2 separate regions of the Homo sapiens genome follow, and region 2 is linked to region 1. The links are chromatin contacts, found by Hi-C or POLR2A ChIA-PET in ENCODE. All regions are on one chromosome and are shown on one strand. Each heading gives the region's core, a stretch centred on a gene start or an enhancer-like site at or near the end of the contact. The rest is flanking DNA. Distances are from core to core; before and after follow the strand shown.

Evidence for each region. Hi-C counts contacts between places; a loop is a spot of excess contacts on that map. ChIA-PET counts read pairs that join two places held with the same protein, here RNA polymerase II (POLR2A). Pooled maps may share reads with other maps.
Region 2: a map with no recorded cell type shows a loop between it and region 1 (7-fold over the local background). The contact joins the enhancer-like site here to the promoter of AZI2 in region 1. A Hi-C loop is called at or near these places in 4 of 37 single-sample maps with no recorded cell type and 7 of 50 pooled maps. POLR2A ChIA-PET finds 5 or more read pairs at or near these places in 1 of 52 experiments (MCF 10A).

The regions. Positions count from the first base shown.
Region 1 is chr3:28,345,636-28,353,069 of GRCh38, reverse strand. It overlaps AZI2 (5-azacytidine induced 2), which reads left to right and starts at 4,246. Exons shown (of 8, transcript NM_022461.5): 1 at 4,246-4,469. It overlaps ZCWPW2 (zinc finger CW-type and PWWP domain containing 2), which reads right to left and starts at 4,349. Exons shown (of 10, transcript NM_001040432.4): 1 at 3,867-4,349. RefSeq lists enhancers at 3,640-3,719, 3,758-4,052, 3,152-4,132, 4,320-4,379.
Region 2 is chr3:29,679,508-29,686,941 of GRCh38, reverse strand. All of the region lies in intron 4 of RBMS3 (RNA binding motif single stranded interacting protein 3), which reads right to left. Among named protein-coding and RNA genes, the nearest start is that of RBMS3-AS2, 40 kb to the right of the region's middle. Within about 2 kb of position 3,086, at least 3 of the 41 ENCODE cell types and tissues checked have a DNase peak (open chromatin) inside an H3K27ac peak, as active enhancers do.

The DNA.
Region 1 (7,434 bases), core at 2,997-5,496:
CTGGGACTACAGGAGTGAGCCACCATGTCTGGATAATTTTTGTATTTTAGTAGAGATGGAGTTTTGCCATGTTGTCCAGGCTGGTCTTTAACTCCTGACCTTAGGTGATTGGCCCATCTCAGCCTCCCAAAGTGCTGGGATCACAGGCATGAGCCACTGTGCCTGGCCTATAAAATATAAAAAGCTTTTATTGGAAATGCATGTCATAAAAAAAATGGACAGGACCTTCTGCCCCCTCCCTCATTAGGCCATATACCCAAAAATAAATATTACTTATTGCTAGAAAGAAACAGAATTCAGGTTAATTCTATTTTTATATGTTTTATTCTTCCATTCCAAACATTTGCAAGTGTAACGATTTCTGGTTATAGCAATAATCATTTGTGTGAACTCATAAGTTATATACCAAAAATCACACATGGGTATGCTTCAAAAATTATTTTTAATGATCAACTGATAAGTCAATTTGGTCCTTCTGCAATTATTTTCTAAAGCAACTGTAACTCACCAATTTTGCCAAAGAGTTAACTACTCATTCATCACAGTCATTTACTTTCTAAACACCACTATCAAGATTTAGGTCAGATAAGGTATCCCCATATTTGTCAGTGAGAGAGGGACAACTGCTAAAGAGGAAAGCAAAAAGATGTCTAGTTCAGTACACTCTGAGGAAGATCAATCTTAGGAATGAATACATGCAAGTTGACAACCTGAGAATTAATACTCTTAAACTATCCTTAACTATATAACCCCCCCGGGAAAGCCTTTATGTTCCTCTCAAGGTTAAGGGTAAAGGATGTATGTTGCCCAGTTCAGAGACTGCCGGTTTAAGATGCACACAGGTTTGGATACACACAGTTTAACAGAAGTCATGCACTGCAAGGCATACATAATTCTCTCTCGTGTGTGTGTGTGTGTGTGTGTGTGTGTGTGTGTGTGTGTGCATACATCTGAGATAGAGGGAAAGGAGGGGTAAGGAGACAAAGGAGACGGGGGAAGGAGAAAGTACAGGGAAAACAGGGAAGACAACTGTGTATGCCCAAATACCAGGTTTTATTTTGGGTAGTATTCTTGAAATCATTTTTATCCTTGCCACTAAAACTATTCTCATACCCTAAAGATAGTAACCTGAACATGTGATATGTCAGGAAAACAGAGGAAGAAGTTTCTGAAACAACACCGATGGAATGACACTGAAGCTGATATGAACATGAAAAGACAGACACTGCCATTTCAATTTAGTGGTATTGACATATTAAGTCTTCTTCCTCTGACAATCAAGAGCCACATCTATCTCGGGTGCACCAAAGCACAGTCCTCAGAATATACAACAAAGAAACAAAAAATATGACCCCTGAGGTAATATGACATTAATCAAATTAAATATACAATTTAAATCACTAATCAGAAATTCACTTAAAAAATTTTCTTAAAAATTGCACTTACTGTTTCTTTTTACTGTAAATATTCTTCACAGCTCAGATATAGACAAAGTCCTCATTTAAGAAAAAAAAAGGTTTTTCATTATTTTTACATGTTGCCTAAGATTTGAAGCTCTAAAAATGCACCTTATTACCTAAAAATAAGTAAAAAGGCTAAGCTACAGTCAGAAGTTGTACTAGGGCCCATATTCTTTGTTAAGATATTGCTTTGAAGTCCAAGCTAATTCAGTGAAAAAGGGAACCCAGTCTCGGCCAGTATCATGTCCTTCAGGAGCCCTTTCCCTGATGGGAGAACATCTAGATCTTGGAATTGGTGTAGGGGGTGGAAAAAAGTGGAGAAGGAGCTTTTGTAATATATATATGTATATATATATATTTTTTATATAATGAGCGACAACATGTAGACAGGACAATTTTTAAAGTGCCTGGTGTCAAGAGTGTTCAATTCAGTCCAAAACAGCCATTCTAAAAAATATATATATATTTTTAAAGCAGTGACTTGTTTTGAAAATTTCAGATTAAATTTGTAGCTACAAAAAATGTAATGGTTTAAAAGAAAAGAAACTGTCCCAAACTTGGCCTTGGACACAGCTTTTTAGATGATGTAATTCACAACTCCCTCTTGGGAAAATATGAAAATTCCTGAAAAAAATCCCTAAGCAAAGTTCCAATAAATTTCAATGGAATCAAGATGCTCTGGAAAACCAACCACTCACTGAACTAGTTGGCTATCAGTTAAGATTATCATTCAGGACCCCTAAATTCTTTTCTTTCTTAGAGCTTAACAATTATCTAACCATTCTCTTTTCCTATAAAATGTCCTTATCAAGACTGTATCTTTTAATTAACTTATCAGAGGTCTTTCCCTGATAATAAACCTTTAATACATGATTATATATGAACTGTGTAACAAGTTTTCTCTAACAATTTATTTTATTTGAGAAAGTTAATTGAAGCAGATACAGGGTGGAAAGTGACCATTTGCAGCTAAATCCAATGACTATACGGATTATATTTTGTCATAATCTAGCAGGGGTTCTACAACCCAAAAAGAAAAACTAAGATGTTTTACTTGACTAAAATAATAAAATTTGTACATCCTGGTTAAGCAAATACATTTCTTAATAAACCCATTATATGTTAATAAACCCACTGTGTAGTGTGCACTGTGAAACAAAAATTGACTCTCTCACCAGATAAACTTCAAAATACTGATTTATGACATTTTATCTTTACTTACTCAGAAAGAAAAGATAAAAATGATGTCCCCTGCCTTTTCAACAATTCTTAAATTATTTTAAATTGTGAACGAAGATTCAAAAATATTTCTACACCTTCAAATTAAAAACCAGGTTACCACTTTATTTCTAATAACTTGTGATGCCTCAACCAATTTTGCTAGCATTCTTCAAAACTCTACTTGTAAAAACATACACCTAATGGTTGTTTTAAATTGAAAATTCTCAAAATGCATCATGGAAGCAATAAAAAAATTTAAGGACTGATACTTGCTCAAAATATTAAAAACACTGCTCTCTTCCATTCTCCAGCCCAGTAAATTGAAGCAAATCGTTTCCTTTCTCAACGATAACATTAACACAGATTTCTAAGTATTTTTAGAAATGTCATAAAACTTCAACTTGTGGTCTTTGTTCCTAACAGCTATAAATTTTCACTTAAATCTAAACCAAAAAAGACAATAAAAAAACCAACAACAATAAAAACGAATTTTCATATAAACCCTTGAGTGAAATCCATCCTATTGGGCTGACAGTTGGGCTGATAGTTAAGCGGACAGATGACAAAATACTACTTTAAGGGGGTGGTGAGTAATGTCCGTATTGCTAATCGGCGGTTAGTGACGTTAAATTTTCTATAATTATTGTTCCTTGTTTATTTGTTTATTTAACCAATAATACCTTAGAGTTACAGGGGTTCCACCTGGCTGCGACCTTCAATGACTAATTAATTCAACTACTTGTGACTCCACAGCTAGGGACGGTCTATCATCTAGAAATAACCAAGGTGGTGGCAACTCCAGGGAAGCCGGGCGCAACTCCAGTACTCTGGCATCTTCTCCCTGTCTCTCATTCCATAAATTGAGCAGTGTGCTAGAAGTCGTGGTGTCGTTTGTGAATAATTACAGACCCCTACGCAATTCGTCGAGCTTGTGCCTCAAGTGATCGCCTGAGGGCTTGCAAGTAGTTTAGAAAACAGAGGCTACAGAGGAACGGCTTCTAACAGACTTCCCAGTTCCCAGCCACGTCAGCTCGTAAGCCTGTAACAGCGCTACTGAGCCGAGCCAGCACGCACCACACGGCCCGGGGACCCCCCAAAAGGACACTGAGTGAAAAAGACGCACCAGAGGGCGCCCCTGAAGGGGGACCTCGGCCCAACAGACAAGACGGCTGGTAACGCTCTTACCTAACTCCACTCCGCCTCCGCCTCCTGGCGTCCCGCGGCCCCGCCCCGTCCCGCCGCGGAGGCTCACGGGACATGTAGTACGCCGCGCGCCACTCCTGCACTTCCCCACCCCCACGACCGAACCTGGCTTCGCTAACGCCCTCCCAGCTCCCTCGGGCCTGACTTCCGGTTTCCTCGCGCGTCCCTGGCGCCGAGCCCGCGGACAGCGGCAGCCCCTTTTCCGGCTGAGAGCTCATCCACACTTCCAATCACTTTCCGGAGTGCTTCCCCTCCCTCCGGCCCGTGCTGGTCCCGACGGCGGGCCTGGGTCTCGCGCGCGTATTGCTGGGTAACGGGCCTTCTCTCGCGTCGGCCCGGCCCCTCCTGCCTCGGCTCGTCCCTCCTTCCAGAACGTCCCGGGCTCCTGCCGAGTCAGAAGAAATGGGACTCCCTCCGCGACGTGCCCGGAGCAGCTCCCTTCGCTGTGGAAGCGGCGGTGTCTTCGAAGAAACCGGAAGCCCGTGGTGACCCCTGGCGACCCGGTTTGTTTTCGGTCCGTTTCCAAACACTAAGGAATCGAAACTCGGCGGCCTTGGGGGCGGCCCTACGTAGCCTGGCTTCTGGGTGAGTGACTCGCCAGGGACGGGTGGAGGATAGGGATGCGGGCAATGCCGCGGCCAACCTCCGTAGCTGTTGCCGGTCCAAAAAGACACGTCATTTTTTTCTCACTCCCTCCCGCGCCCCCTCCTTTGACTAGGGAGCGGCCCACTCCTGGGCATCCCTTTCCCCAGTCACCCCCACACCCAGCTGTCCACACCCTTTCCCCTGTCACCCTCACCCCCAGCTGTCCAGGCCCTTCTTGGTCATTCACTTCTCTAATTACTCCTTTTCTTTTCGTACTCTTACTGGGGCGCCTTCAGTTTTTTTTCATTCATTGAGACTGCTAAATGCTTCTTTCCGATACAAATTATCGGAAAGAAAAGAGGGACATTGGCTAGGACGGTACTCCCTGGGGCATCTGAGTGGTGAATATCGACCCCCTGCACTTGATCGAGGGCTAACAGGTATTCGTCGTTTCTCCAATGTCTAACCTGTATACGGTATTCATTCCAGCCTTCGGCTGTTTGTTGAGTAACTACTACTACGTGCAAGGTAGGCTGACACCCTCTACACAAAAGAAACCCCAATACTCGAAAGCGAGATAAAATACCCACGAAAACTCTAGTACAAATCAAACCATCAGTTGCTCCAAGAGGTGATGGAAATTTGCTAAGGTGATCAAAGACAGACGTACCAGAATTAAAATTGACCCTTGCGCCTTATGTGTAGAAGACATTTTGGTTTTTAGATTGGAATTTCAAATTGGATTGAGCAAGATCTCAAGGCAGAATTTCATTTCTCTAAAAACGCCATATCTCATTGCCCAATCTTGTGATCATTTCATCATCTGTAAATTGAGAACAGTGCATCCTTTACAGGATATTTCCAAATTTTAATGTGATATTGTTTGTAAGCCAGACATCTTACGCAAGTAGAAGGTTTTAATATTAAAGAGACAGCATAACATAATGGGAAATGACACTGGATTAGGTCAGAACACCAGTATCTGAATGCTGATTTTTCCATTTACTTGACAATGGGTAAGAGGCTAAACTTTTTCTTCATTTTCCTTATCTCTGAAATGGGTGTAATACATACTCTAAGGCACCAAAGCATAGTTTCTAAGAGTTATGCTGGCTCTGGAGTCAGCTGCCTGATTTTCATTTCTGGCTCCCCTACTTTCTAATGTTTTCATGTCTCAATTTCTCCACCTGTAATCTGAGGAGATTCTTTACAACCTCAGAGGTATTACATAGATTTACTGAATGCTTATGAAGAACAAATGAGATAGTTTCTCCAAAAGGTGAAGCACACTGCTTGGTATACCATAAACGCTTGGCTACTATTAATTACCAATGCAGAACCTTGTCATTATTATTAAGTAAAATGCTGAAGTTTTTTTTATAATCCATGAAGTAATAGAACCAATCTTTTTCTTTTTTATGGCACTTATATTCAGAGTGCAAGTATAGTTGCCTTATCACTGTTAGAAAATAATTTTCAATAACACCAGTAACATTGAATGTATAGTAGATGCTTAGTTGCATTAGAGGTATTACTGTATGAAAGGGATGAAAAGAAGTAGACTGCTCTTCATACCTATGCTAACTCTGGAAGAGTCTTGATCTGTGCAATACAAACTGATTTCTGGACTAACGCAGTTTGTTGGATAACTCAAGAGTCATAAAAATGGAACTGGAGTTTTTCTTCATATTGTATATCTAATGTTGAGTACATTTTTGGACATTTATTGAATTACAGGGCTTTTTATTGCTAATGTACACAGATTAAGAGATGATGTTTTGAAAAGAGGTACTTGATGACCCTTCTTTATAAACTAGTTAGGCTATTTTACAAATTGAGAAAGGGGAATAAGCATTGGTCTGTTCGTCTTCGTAAGACTTAATCCTTGCTCCATAGTATTTTGACTGATTGTACGAAATAGGTTCGGGAATATCCTAACTTTTCAGAGGTAGAAAGGTGGTGAAAATTCTAAATATGATTTACTTCAGGAGGCAATATGGAATAAAGAGCCTACCATATAGGCCTTGATTCAAACTTCAGTTTTGTCACATACTGCTGTGGTGAGGTGAATTTACCTCACCTCTTTGAGCCTCAATTTCCCCATTTATCATGGTGCTAATACCTTTCTTGCCAAGTTTGGTGTGGACTTGAGATAATGTGTGTACCATACCTTTTATGCAGTTCCTGGCATAAATGTGAATTCCCTTCTCTCTGTTTAGGTTGCCATTGTTCTGTATTTGTATTAAACTTTTGCCTTCACAGTTTAGTAAGGTGGCATCTTAGTGATGTAGTCTAACCCTATCATTCTGTATAGGTGGGAAAATTTTGATCTAGAGAGGTAAAGCGAACTAAACTATAATCAGGGTTGCAAATCCTAGACTAGAATCTGTGTTTCTGAATCCTGGGAAAGTGTTCTTTTTGACATAGTTATGCCTTGTCCATATTCTTAGGATAACCAGAATCCCTTTTGTATTGCCTCTTTGAATGTTGTATTAAGACCATAGACTTCTGACAGCTTACTTAGGTTCACATCTCACCTTTGCCACTGATTAGCTGTGTAGCTATAGGTAAGGTATTTAACTTTTCTAAGACTTTCTTCATAACAGTACTTAGCTAAGTGGTAGAAAAATGCATGTGAAAGCACTAGTGACTGGCATATGGTAAGTGATCAATAAATGGCAGATATAAAGATGATGAAATATGAAAATGGCAGATATAAAGATGATGAAATATGACAGGATAATCATATTTATTCCTAGAAAAAAGACCAGTCTGATATCAGCAGATATGTTTTCTAGTATCCCAAACTTTGACATACGTAGCATATGAACAACTGAGAGTTCTCTTGGTGTTGATTGCCATGATGAAGACTGAAATTTAAGATCTTCTAAAATAATTCTAATAAATAATGTTTGAATCTTTTTTTTCCTGTGTTTCTCCCCAAGCTTCAGGTAGTACTGTTCTT
Region 2 (7,434 bases), core at 1,837-4,336, 1.3 Mb before region 1:
TATGTTTACTAAGGCTAGCAGGACCCTCCTCCTTAAACAAAATAATGACTTTATTTCTGACAATCCTAAGGTTTTGTTACACATAGAAATTGAAGAAAAAAATAAACAATAAACATTTGTTAAGTTATATCCTATTATTTTAGAGTTTATATGTACCAAGATAAAGGAAAATAAGGAAAGACGTATGAAAATGTAAGCAATCATTGGTTCTTATATTTAATTAATTTCCTATTCTTTGTAATTATTTGTTTTTGAATTTTTTTTACAGACAGGGTTTTTCTGTGTGGTCCAGGATAGAGTGTGATCACAGCCCACTGTAATTTAGAACTCCTGCACTCAAGCAACCCTCTGGCTTCAGCGTCTCTAGTAGCTGGGACTAGTGGGGCATGCAATCACATCTGGCTTTTTAATTTTATTTTTTACAGAGATGGGGTCTCTTATGATACCCAGGCTGGTCTTAAACTCCTGGCCTCAAGCAATTCTCCTATTTCATCTTCCCCAAAATGTTGGAATTACAGGCATGAGCCACCATGCCCGGCCTATTTTTTGTTTAAAATATCAGAACTGTCCATGATATGCTATCAAACAATGAATATACACCAAGCCCTTCAGAGACACAGTAAGCCTAAAAAGATCTAATAAAATAATTTTGAAATGGGGGGACTCAAGAAGACCATATTTTTACTGAGAGACATACAAGTAATTTTATTAGAATGTACTGATTAGAGTAATAGAGATATGGTTAAGATGAAGCAAATGAAAACTCAAGGGAAAAGAACTGTTAGCCTACGTTGGCCAGAGAGTCTTGGTATAGAAGCCCTCCTGAATATGTCCTAAAGGCTAGTTGGTACCCACCTTTTAGGCCACCTGTCTAAGGTCAAAAGTGCTTACCATAGTAAAGTGCTTGCCTCCATCTCCAGTAATGAAGATCCAGAGAGGGAAAGCGATGTTGTTACACAACTTTAATTTGGGCCCACTTTGGAAGACTTGTTGGTAAATATGGGAAAACTAACGTTAGAAGTCTTCCTGATTCACCCAGCTGCCAGGCACAGTGATGGTGGTGGCAGCAGTGGTGCAGAAGGTGTGGGGAGAGGTGGGACTAACTGTGACGGAACGTGCATATAAATGACTGGCAGGCAAGGTACTGAAGTTCTTACCAAAGTGATGATGCAGGGATGTCCTAGATATGTCCTAAAAGACTGCATTTCAAGCTCTCAAACAAATATTACATTTTCCTGCTTATTTATGCCTATTTGTTCCAGGTCGAGTCGCACAGTTCCTGCCTATTGTTTAAGCAAGTGATTTCTTTCTAATAAGTATATACCTCTTTGTGTATCTACTTTTCTGCTCTTATCCACACCTGAGGGAAGGAGGAAACCGGAACTTGTTTTGCACCAAGTAATGGCTAAAGAACTGATGTTCTTCCCTTTTTTAGAGGATGGAATGGACTCCCATGGGACAAAAAAAGGTAGAATAGAGCTTAAATAGCAACTTGAGTATCACATCAAATATACAAATGAAAAAACAGAGAAACTAATACAGAACGTATTAAAACTCCCTCTATAAAAAAAATGTTTACCGGGCTGGGCGCTGCAGCTCGCGCCTGTAATGCCAGCACTTTGGGAGGTCGAGGCGGGCGGATCACGAGGTCAGGAGATGGAGACCATCCTGGCTAACATGGTGAAACCCCATCTCTACTAAAAATACAAAAAAAAATTAGCTGGGCGTGGTGGCGGGCGCCTGTAGTCCCAGCTACTCGGGAGGCTGAGGCAGGAGAATGGTGTGAACCCGGGAGGCGGAGCTTGCAGTGAGCCGAGATCGCGCCACTGCACTCCCGCCTGGGTGACAGAGCAAGACTCCGTCTCAAAACAAAACAAAACAAAACAAAGCAAAACAAAAAAATTGTTTACCGGAAACTGTTTTACCCCTGAAAAATATAAAACTTATACTTACACACATACACACATAGTAACAGGAAAATTAAAATCTAAAAAAAGAAACAATAAAACATGCAACATAAACCAAACAGAATTCTGTTTGTGTTCATCAATAAACATACTAAAGGGAAAAAATGTTATCCTTTTCTGTACACAAAGACCATCCTCTTTAGCTCAGTGTATGTGTCTGTGTGTGTGTGTGTGTGTGTGTGTGTGTGTGTGTGTACATAACAAACCTTACATTTTACCTGTTTGAATTTTGTGACATTCAAATTCTGGATAATATGCAATGTTAAAAAATTGGTTTCTGATGGCAAAATAAATAGAAGGGATCAATCATATGTGAAAAGTAAAATTATATCCAAGGACTTATAAGGAAAATTTTTATGTCTATCTATCAAACAATCAGAAAACTAACAAAACAATGCTTTCAGGGAAAAAAACTATTCATTCCATAACTCCCTAAATAAAATTCCATATACAGTTGAATAAGTCCACTAGAGGTTATTTTTTTACCACCACAGTTGGTTTTAATTGATTCCATAAATGATACAGCCATGTGGTAAAACTTCTTATCATATAGATAGGTACATAAAGAAATACACCTTTCCAGAACTGTGTGTTTTTGAAAATCCCACTTATTTTAAAACATTAAAGTCTGTTATAATATGACATTTTATGTTTTTCAGAGTGTCCACAAATAATAAAGACATCAAAAGTAAAAATTTAAATACAGTGACTCTTGTCTTCCTAAAAGTAGGGACTGTGTTTATTTTATTTTTGAATTTTAGTTGATAGGCCTCCCAGTACAACACCATAACTATTAAAATTACTGTTTAGGGTATTATTAATTATATCTCCTGAATGCATTGAGAAAATTCTTTGTAATGCAATAGTCAAAAGAGAAAATGAACTGTACTTATAACATATTGGTGTGAATAATTAATTGGTTTCTCACAAGAATATCCTCTGTGGCTTCTTTTGTTTATTATACTAGTCACACCTTTCCTGGACCAAGCAATTCTATTCTTAAAGAGCTACATAAATCTAGACAGGAAAAAAGATCCTAAATATATGATTGACACCAAAACCAGCAAGCCAGCAGCTCTGGGGATAGTCATTTTACAAAACTGCTTAGTCATTCCTGTCCAGCCCTGTAATGCCCAAGTGTCAGCTGCTGAGAAACCATATCATGAAAAGTTAATTTGGCTCTTAAAGATAACATGCTTTTAAAAAGTGATAAGAAAGAAAAGTTGAGCTGGGTTCAGACAGACTGTCTCTGTTCCCAAGTTCCGAAAATGCACTCCCAGAAATATTTTCTGTCGCCTTATCAGCAGCAACATTCCTTAGCAATCCTGATTAAATAAAATGTTTCTTCCTTCAAGGAGGTGGTGTGTTTGTGTGTGTGTGTGTCTGTGTCCCTATATATTTCTAGCCAGGAGTTAGCATGAGACTGGGTAGAAAGCCAGTGTTATAGGCATGTCTCCTTAAACTTCACACTTTCCTAAAGTTGTTTTTTCTCTTTGCCTTCATCTGAGTCCTCTCTTCCCTCCTCCCCTTTATTCCCCACTGCTATTGTTCAATTTGGCAGCACATTTATGGATGCAATCTTTATGAGACCTGCTATGTGAAATAAACTCACACTCTATTCTCGGCATCCTCCCTTCTCTTGTCTATCCCCCTTGGAAAATGTGATAACCTGTGTTTTTGAAAATACTACTGTCTTGTGTGTACATTTGCTTTGAAAATTGAGTCATTGAAAATGATCTTGAGCAAAGCAACTCACACCTGGGGAACACTGCAGTGAAGAGAAAGATCACATGGAGGCTATGAGGAACCAAACAAATGGTCTTGACATCTGCTGAAGTGTTATGTAGGAAGCCGGGTAGTAAAAAATGAAAGCAAAGCTTGATTTTTCACCCCACCATTCTGCCCCCGACACACTAAGAATAATCTTGACTGACCCAGTATCTATTTGCCTCTCTGAGAAAAGCAGTGAAGTTGAACTGGACATTATTATCCCACAGTAACAGTGATCCAAATACTTAAACACTTAGAATTGTACACTTTGCATAGGAAGAGTAATTCCTAGAGTATATCAGCTTTAAGGCAAATGGTGACACGTTTGCATTCTTAGAATGATAGAATATGCTAGTTTCTGCCAATCTATCTCCTTCTCTCTCTCTCTTTCCTACTTTGTGTATCCAAACCCTACTTGGACAGCCTTTTTGTGAATAGCACTGTTGCAGAGAAACATTAGCTGTTTTAATAGGACACAAAAATGAACCAGAATAGAAATGTTATAGAGTGGTACTCTGTGCCCTTCTGGCCCTTTCAGTTGCCAGGTGCAGCAGTTCGCTCCCCAAACCTACAATGGGAAAGGAATGCCACCCACTCCCTTGCTTTCCAGTTTCAACTCCTGCCTGTGGCAAAAACTGTAAGAAATCTTGGTACTCTTCCACTAAGTATAGACAGGATCCTTCCTAACACAGCACCCCAAGCAGCCAAAAATCATTATCAATGAATCAGAGCTTGTTTAAAAACTAGCATCTAGCCGGGCATGGTGGTTCATGCCTGTCATCCCCGCACTTTGGGAGGCCAAGGCCGGCGGATCATGAGGTCAGGAGACGGAGACCATCCTGGCCAACATGGTGAAACCCGTCTCTACTAAAACAAACAAACAAACAAAAAATTACCTGGACATGGTGGCGTGTGCCTGTAATCCCAGCTACTCAGGAGGCTGAGGCAAGAGAACCACTTGAACCAGGGAGTAGGAGGTTACAGTGAGCCAAGATGGCACCATTGCGCTCCAGCCTGGCATCAGAGCGAGACTCCGACTCAAAACAAACAAACAAACAAACATCTAATTGCCTTCCTGCATCAAGCCATCCTTTCGTAAGATTGGTGAGCACAAAGAAAGTTGTGGATCCATTGAGATGCTATCTCACACCAGTCAGAATGGCTGTTATTAACAAGTCAAAAAATGACAGATGCTGGTGAGGTTGTAGATAAAAAGGAATGCTTTTAAATTGTTGGTGGAAGTGCAAATTTTAGTTCAACCATTGTGGAAGACAGTATGGTGGTTCCTCAAAGACCTAGAGGCAGAAGTACCATTTGCCCAGCAATTTCATTACTGGGTATATACCCAAAGAAATATAAATCATTTTATTATAAAGATACATGCATGCATGTGTTCATTGCAGCACTATTCTCAACAGCAAAGACATGGAATCAACCCAAATGCCCATCAATGATAGACTGGATAAAGAAAATGTGGTACATATACACCATGGAATACTATGCAACCATAAAAAGGAAGAAGATCATGTCCTTTGCAGGGACATGGATGGGGTTGAAAGCCATTATCCTCAGCAAACTAACGCGGGAACAGAAAACCAAACACTGTGTGTTCTCACTTACAAGTGGGAGCTGAATGATTGAACACATGGACACATGGAAGGGGGAACAATACACACTGGGGCCTGTCTGGGGGGATTGTGTGGGGGATGGAGAGCATAAGGAAGACTAGCTAATGGATGCTGGGCTTAATACTTGGGTGATGGGATAATATGTGATCCAAACCACCAGAGCACACATTTACCTACGTAACAAACCTGCACATGCTGCACATGTACCCATTAACTTAAAATAAAAGCTGAAGAAAAAAAAATAAAGTTATAGATCAGTCAGCATGAGGCTATTTACTTATGTTGGAGGTGTTGGTAGGAGAAGAAGCTGATTAGCTTTCTCTTTGTACATTTTTTTCATTCTTACACTAATTTTAATGAAACATTTCATGAAGAACATTTAAGAAATCATTCAGTAAGTGCAGGATATATAGGCCAACAAGTAGGCTGAGCAGAATGTAATTTTCATTAAGAGAGTAGAGAAAGATAGCAGAGAGATGAACATGTCAGCCCCCACAGCTACCCTGTAATGTACTAGTGGACTCTCTTTATTAAATTAAGAAAAGTATCAGAGGTCTAGCAGTATGTATGCATCAATGCAGACATACATACATGAATTAATTTCCAGGGTGACAGCAATGTTATTTCTCCAATAGGGTTTTAAGTTACACAGGTAAATACATTTGGTAAAGCTCATTAAACAGCATACTTAAGATTCCTGTATTTCATTGTATTGAAATTCCATCCTAAAAGAGGAAAAATAGAAACATTGAACTCTAGTTGATGATATACATGCTGAATGTTTAGAAGTGAAGTGTACTGATACCTGTAATAGATGCCTTATTGAAAAAAATAGGATGAATGAAAGAGTGACGGGCATATAATAAAACAAGAATAGTAAAAGGTTCATTGTAGAGTTAAGGCAGTGAGCTCACTGTAAACTCCTTTTCATCTTTGATTGTATTTGGGAATTTTATAATAAAATGTTAGGGAAATTTTACAATATATGCCTATCTCTTCATGAAACTCTTGTGGTCTGTCTTTCTCTTGCTTTCTTCTAATTAAAATCAAGAAATATTTCAGTCACTGTTTGCACCAAGTGAAATTAGATAGAATGACTTGTTACTGGAAAGTCTTGATTTTCTTTTTCATAAAGAAGCGTTAGGAAATGCCAACAAAACTCTACTCAGAGGAGAAAAACACGCACTATTTTGCTTAGAACTCGCTATGCTCATCACATCCAGAGCAAGAGAGAATAGAATGGGACCCAAGTTAATGTATCTTAACCCAGCACTTCTGTTAGGCAAAACATCACTCAAATGCAAGTATAAAAACATGTTTGTCTGAGCTTGATTAGAACATCACTGATCTTATTTATTTTTTTCCTCAGGCCACATAGGCATTAATGCTGACTTGGCAAACCGTGGCTGATAAACGACTGTTCTGTCAAATCGACACTGGGGATTTCAGAGTCTAAATGATGGATACTGTGAGGCACAAAGTATTCAAGGCTTGAGCCTTTGTAAAACAAGTGCAAAGAGCTCAGTGAAAACCTATTATCACTGGCAGAATGGAAGAGGCAACACAAAGGTATTTTATCAGCGGTGGCCATCATCAAATTCACATGAAATATGTTCCAATTCTAAATCACACTTCTCCCCAGTTTAGCAATTTAAGGGCAGCTAGACAGGCATGCTAAAACAAGGGAATTTTAAACAAGCAGAATTAAGATCAGAATATTTAGCCTATTTTATTAATGCTGATGGGGTGAGTCAATATGTTTTAGCAGTAATTTATAACACTATGTATAATATATATATATATATATACAGTCAAGTAGTATAAATTATTGCTAAAGCATATTAACTCACCCATTGTGTATATATACAGTCAATTGTTATCTATCCTCTAGACTGGCTTGGGAAACTAAAATTCCAAAGGAGTAGGATGATATAATACGGCTAATGAGAGTAAGTGAGCACACTGCAGTATCAAGGGTTCACTGCTTGGCCTGTGATTCCATACTTTTTAATTTCCTTGTACAAACAGGGAACTGAAAAAAAGGAAAATCCATTTGGCTGGTATGAGCT